Linked DNA regions of Homo sapiens: region 2 is linked to region 1. Evidence: chromatin contacts called from ENCODE Hi-C or POLR2A ChIA-PET data. All regions are on one chromosome and are shown on one strand. The core of a region is the stretch at or near the end of the contact, and the rest is flanking DNA. Distances in the headings are between cores, read along the strand shown.

The links. Hi-C counts contacts between places; a loop is a spot of excess contacts on that map. ChIA-PET counts read pairs that join two places held with the same protein, here RNA polymerase II (POLR2A). Pooled maps may share reads with other maps.
Region 2: a pooled map shows a loop between it and region 1 (3-fold over the local background). The contact joins the enhancer-like site here to the promoter of RAD51B in region 1. A Hi-C loop is called at or near these places in 1 of 50 pooled maps. POLR2A ChIA-PET finds 5 or more read pairs at or near these places in 4 of 52 experiments (MCF 10A, OCI-LY7, activated T-cell and 1 more).

What each region holds. Positions count from the first base shown.
Region 1 is chr14:67,818,006-67,821,375 of GRCh38, reverse strand. It overlaps RAD51B (RAD51 paralog B), which reads right to left and starts at 1,597. Exons shown (of 11, transcript NM_133510.4): 1 at 1,523-1,597. RefSeq lists enhancers at 449-1,210, 1,470-1,764.
Region 2 is chr14:67,851,547-67,854,722 of GRCh38, reverse strand. All of the region lies in intron 4 of RAD51B (RAD51 paralog B), which reads right to left. Among named protein-coding and RNA genes, the nearest start is that of RAD51B, 33 kb to the right of the region's middle. RefSeq lists an enhancer at 1,479-1,548. Within about 2 kb of position 1,367, at least 3 of the 41 ENCODE cell types and tissues checked have a DNase peak (open chromatin) inside an H3K27ac peak, as active enhancers do.

The DNA.
Region 1 (3,370 bases), core at 348-2,847:
ACTTGCCTGGACTATTGCATATTGTTTCTGGCCACTCCATTCATTTGTTCCTTAATTTACTCCTTCCACAGGCATTTAAATACACACCCTGCTGAGGTCTGGGGTACAAGAATCATTTAAGCATATTCCCTCCCCTTTGAATACTCATAGTTGAGATGAAAAGAGAGGTACACACAAATAACTACAGCCATGCAGTAAGCATTACAATTGCTATTTAAAAGTGCTATGGAAGCAGACAGGAAGAAGCCCCAAATTCGCCTGCAAAAGTCAGATCAGTGTCACAATCCTGCCTTGAGTAGCTTCCTAAAAAGTCACGATTATCCTTTAACACTTCCCATGGGACTGGTAGACCACAGGATAAATTCCAAACTTCTTAGGGTCGCAGAGAAAAACATCAAAAATTGGTCCCTCACTTCCTTCTCACTCATACATCACATTGCAACGTTCAGTTCCTATCCTTCCTGGCAGTTACTTCACCTCTCAGTGTCTTAATTTCCTTAAAACCCTTGTTTTACAGTCATATGAATTTACTACTTCATATGACTGTAGTGGAGGTTAAAGGACTCGGGGAGTGCGTGGCACATAGTACTTAAGGTCAGCAATCATCATTTAATGACTCTCACATGATCTGCCCTCCAGCCACATGGTATGTGTATTGGTAGGTCACGCATCCTGTCTCCCTGACTTCCCTCCACAAAACCTTCCCCAGAGTCAAGTCTTTTCCTCTCCAATGTTCTCATCAACTTCGCACATATCTATTCGATAATCTTATCAAAATACTATTATGGCTTGCAAGTTTGTTTGCCCCCACCGGAGCACGTAAATTCCTGCGGTGTATGTGTGCGCGAAAGCACGTATGTGTATTGCACATGAGGGGAGACGGTCAACCCTGGAGAATGAACCCTGTCCTCCTTACCACCAAGAAAAGAAAATTCTTCATGTTAGATGTTCAACAACTGTTTAGGAACAATATTAGCTAATATTTATTGAGCCCTTATTACGTGCCACACTGTTCCAAAGGCTTCGGATATTTTACCTCACTTTACAGATAAGGATACTGAGGTAACTAGTTGAGAAACTTGGGCAAAGTTAAACAGCTGACAATTGGTGTGAAGCTCGCATTCGAATCCAGGGACCGGACTCCAGATTCCACGCTCTCCAACACCACCTGAAGTGGGAGAGTCCCTCAACTTCCCCTAATGACAGGCTGCCCGAAGCGGGAAGGGGCTGGGGAGGAAGATGGGCAGCAACAGGCGGAAACATCACCCAGAATCCCCTAAAAAGAGCTTTTTCCAACAATGAGCAGCTTCCAAGCATTCCCCACCAAAAGAAGGCCCGAAGCTCCCCCAATTCACAGCGGGGTTCTTAGTGACGATCCCGAGTCTTAAGGGGGCGTGACCAGCACCCAAGAGAAAATCTCCGCTCCCCCAATATCGAAACCCACGAGCCTAGGGAAGGAGCAGGAAATAATGAGCGAACCCCACTTCCCCACAACGGCACCCCACATGAAACTTTCCAGTACCGGGTCTGCAGCATCCAACTTTCAAGTTTCCCCACCCTTTACACAGTTTCCCCGCGGAAAACGCCGCAAAGCAACAACCGAAGCACTGATTGAGTCGTCATTCTGGCTACTGTATCCAATCAGAGGCCGGCAGAGGCCCAGGTTGGCTCCGCGGCTTGCTGGGAATTGTAGTTAATACTATGATCAGCCTAACAGATCGAATCTGAAGCAGTTTCTCAATATAGTGATTATCAAAATCTGTTGCAGGACCATCACCAAAGAGAATGTGAAACAAGGGAACACCCTGTTTGGAAATTTTTCTTTTTTCTTTCTTTTTTTTTTTTTTTGAGACGGGGTCTCGCTCTGTCGCCCAGGCTGGAGTGCAGTGGCGCGATCTCGGCTCACTGCAAGCTCCGCCTCCTGGGTTCACGCCATTCTCCTGCCTCAACCTCCCTAGTAGCTGGGACTACAGGCTCCCACCACCACGCCCGGCTAATTTTTTTGTATTTTTAGTAGAGACGGGGTTTCACCGTGTTAGCCAGGATGGTCTCGATTTCCTGACCTCGTGATCCGCCCGCTTCGGCCTCCCAAAGCGCTGGGATTACAGGCGTGATCCACCGCTCTCGGCCCTGGAAATCTTTTTTTTCGTGTATCATCACTTTTCACAATGGCTTAAAGGGGCCAGACGCAGTGGCTCACGCCCGTAATTTCAGCACTTTGGGAGACCGAGGCGGGAGGATCACTTGAGCCTGGGAGTTCGAGACTAGCCTTGGCAACATAGTGAGACACCCTCCCCCACCCCTCCGCCTCTACAAAAAAATACAAAAAATAGGCTGGGCGCGGTGGCTCATGCCTGTAATCCCAGCACTTTTGAAACTGCCCGATGGGTTCACCTTACCAGCTGCCTAGACAGAACCGATTTATCAGGACAGGGGAATTGCAATGCAGAAAGAGTAATTCACGCAGAGCCAGCTGTGCGGAAGACTGAAGTTTTATTGTTACTTAAATCAGTTGTCCCGAGCATTTGCGGATCGGAGTTTTTACCAATAATTTGGCTGGTAGGGGCTTAGGAAGTGGGGAGTGCTGATTGGTCAGGTTGGAGATGGAATCATAAGGGGTCGAAGTGAGGTTTTCTTAATGTCTTCTGTTCCTGGGTGTGATGGCAAAACTGGTTGCGCCAAATTACTGGTCTGAGTGGTGTCAGCTGATCCATGGAGTGCAGGGTCTACAAAATATCTCAAGCACTGATCTTAGGGCTTGCAATAGTGATGTCACCCCCGGGAGCAATTTGGGGAGGTTCAGACTCTTGGAGCCAGAGGCTGCATGACCTCTAAACTGTAATTTCTAAACTTGTAGCTAATTTGTTAGTCCTGCAAAGGCAGACTGGTCCCCAGGCAAGAAGTGGGTCTTTTCGGAAAGGGCTGTTATCAATTTTGTTTCAGAGTCAAACCATGAACTGAATTCCTCCCCAAAGTTAGTTCAGCCTACGCCCAGGAATGAACAAGGACAGCTTAACGGTTAGAAGCAAGATAGAGTCGGTTAGGTCTGATTTCTTTCACTGTCATAATTTCCTCAGTTATAATTTTGCAAAGGCGGTTTCACTTCGGAATGCTGAGGCAGGCAGATCACTTGAGCTCAGGATTTCGAAACCAGCCTGGCCAACATGGCGAAACCCCGCCTCTACTAAACATACAAAAATTAGCCAGACATGGTGGCAGGCACCTGTGATCCCAGCTACTTGGGAGGCTGAGGTGAGAGGAGCCAGACATTGCCTCAAAAAAAAAAAAAACCTTAATGGGCCAGAAAGCCATGTTACTTTTCTCAGGAATCGAGGACAATCCACCAATCACAGAAGAGTTTTTGGAAGAA
Region 2 (3,176 bases), core at 118-2,617, 34 kb before region 1:
CCAAAGTGCTGGGATTACAGGCATGAGCCACCACACCTAGCTGAAAATACCTTTTTTGATGATATCTCTGAATACTTTTTTTTTTTTTTGAGACGGAGCCTTACTCTGTTGCCCAGGCTGGAGTGCAGTAGTGCAATCTCAGCTCACTGCAACTTCTGCCTCCTGGATTCAAATGATTCTCATGCCTCAGCCTCCCAAGTAGCTGGCACAACAGGCGCATGCCACCACACCCAGCTAATTTTTGTATTTTTGGTAAAGATGGGGTTTTACCATGTTGGGCAGGCTGGTCTCAAACTCCTGGCCTCAAGTGATCTGCCCATCTCGGCCTCCCAAAGTGCTGGGATTACAGGCGTGAGCCACTGCACCTCACCTGTATCTTTAAATATAACTTTAATTTTACCTATTCACAATAGCATCTATCTTATGCATTCTCAGCATGGGTAATATTAACCCCAAGGGTAAAAGTTGTTTTGGAGGAAGGGGAAGATTTTACTCTTTTATGTATAAAGCACAGATATTTATACAGTACAAAAACAGATATACAGTATATGTGTGGTAGAAAAACTTCATTGGAGGGTGTGGTTAAGAAAAAATTGTTAAAAAGGCTTCTTAGGAGACAATAATGAAAAAATGAATGAGGAACACTGATCTATATTATCTCATATGAGAAGGCTACCGAACTGATTTGATCTCCACATAATACAAACTTTAAGGTGTTTGCTGTTCTCAGGGAATGGAACAATGCCCTGTAGTTCACTTCCTTCAGCAGGTCCGCAGAGTTGGTGTCTCTGATTTCTCCTCTGCTGCTTCTGCTTTAAGAATGAATAGCACTTCTCTACTTCCACTTTTCATGTTGGTGTTGTAACTGAATATGTAAGCATACACAGATTCAGTGACATTCACGTAAGTCAAAACTGATGATAAATAACCTAGGAAATTTTTAAGTTAAAGTCAGGAAAGAGAAACTATAAAAATGACAGCAAAATATTTCCAGATTGATTCTTACTCTCTCAATCTCCAGATCCACTCTAAGTTCATTCAATCAGTTGCCTTACCCCACCCACCCACCAGATCTATCTGACATCTATCTAGGACACTAGGCTTGACCTTTTAACCAGAAACAAAGACTGTGCAATGCAGTTAATTAGGCACCTTCACTGACACCTGTATTTTATTAGTTCTCTACTGCTTCATAACAAATTACCACAAACTTGGCAGCTTGAACAGCATCCATTTATTATGTCACTGCAAGTCAGTTTTGACTTATGTGAATGTCACTGAATCTGGGTATACTTATATATTCAGTTACAACACCAAGATGAAAAGTGGAAGTAGAGAAGTGCTATTCATTCCTAAAGCAGAAGCAGCAGAGGATAAATCAGAGACAATCAGGTCAGAAGTCCAGATAGGGTTGGCTAGGTTCTCTGCTTAAGGTCTTACAAGGTTGAAATCAAGATCTCAGCTGAGCTGGACTCTTATCTGGAGGTTGGGAGTAAGAATCAACTTCCAAGTTCATTCAAGCTGTTGGCAAAAATCTATTTCTCTGCAGCTCTAGGTCTGAGGTTCCTTTCTTGCTCTTATCTCAGGGCCACTCACTGCTTCTAGAGGCTGCCTACATTCCTTTAATCATGGCCCCTCCACCTTCAAGGCAGCAATGGCATCCTGAGTCCTTCTTGGGTTTTAAGCTTTTCTTCCTTCCCCTTTTTAACAGCCAGAGAAAGCTCACTACTTCTAAGGGCTCATATGATTAGATCCAAATAATCTCCCCATCTTAAAGTCAACTATACCATATAACATATAATAATCATGGGAGTGACATCTCATCATATTCAAAGGTTCCAGGGATTAGGGCAGAACATCTTTGAGAGGCCATTTAAGAAATTCTGCCTACTACAACATTTCTGAGAACAGAATGGTCATAAAGTTTTTTTTTTAATTATACACATACACACATGCATGCGTACATATGTTTACACACATGCATATATCAGTGGTAGGCGGCCTCTAAGACTCAATGATGCTCACCTTTGTTATCCATGCCTTTCTGTAGTCTCCTCCCACATTGTATCAGGTTTGTCTGTGACTAATAGAATACTGCAGAAATGATGGTATGTAACTTCCAAGGCTTTGTCTTAAAAAGAAATTGTCATTTCTACCCTGTACTCTTGGATCACATACTCTGCAGAAAGTCAGCTGTTGTGTCATGAAGACACTCAAGCAGTCCTATGGAAAGGTTCACATCGCAAAGAACTGCCAACAGCCAGGACCAACTTCCCAGCCATATAAGCCATGTAAGGAAGACTTCTTGGAAGCTCAACCCCACATGGAGTCGGGGATCCCCACCAACCTTGGATCCCCGAGTTCCCTGGTGCCAGCTGTTATAGTCCCACCAAGGGAGGCCAGGTTTTTTCGCGTAGCTCTAGGATAGAAGCCATATCCATGGAGTTTAGGAGCAGTCAGACTGCAGGCCCTGCCTCTGCTGTTCCTTGCCAGGCAAGGCCACTGGCCTGGGCCCCCAGCACGCCCACTCCACCACCAACTGAGCACTCTGGTCAGTCGGTCACGGCTCTGGCTCTGTATTTCACTGGGTCAGAGCTCCCGGAGGTAACTGACAGGCCCACTGCAACTGCCTCTGTCAGGTCCTTGCTCCTGCTGCTCTCAGGCTGGGGAGGGAGTGAAGAGCCTGAGAGTAAGTAGACCTCCAGCAGGATGCAGCTGCCTTGAGAGTAAGTAGACCTCCAGCAGGATGCAGCTGCCTTCAGGAAAGGTGGCCAGACTCTTTGCTCTCAGAGGCCCAGCCCCTGCTGCTCCTTACAGGGCAGGGCCTCCTGACTTGGGCCGCCAGCACAGGCACCCCTACCCCCACATAATCACTTCAGTGAGTAGCAGCTCTGTTTCTCTAGGGTGGAGCTTCCAAAGGCAACTGACAGGCCCTCTGCCACTGCAGCTGCTGCAGTACCCATCCTTGCTACTTCTAGGCTAGGGAGGGAACAAAGGTGCTTTCAAGCACCTCCATCAGCAGAGAGGAGTACCCAACCTGCTCCCCATTCCCTCTTCCCAGGTACACCCCCCATCACCATCACTCCCAAAGGCAACTGAACAGGTCCTCTGCCGTGGCCACCCCTGCTGCCCCCAGGCTGGGGAGAGAAACTCCAGTGCCAGCAGCTACCCTTCAG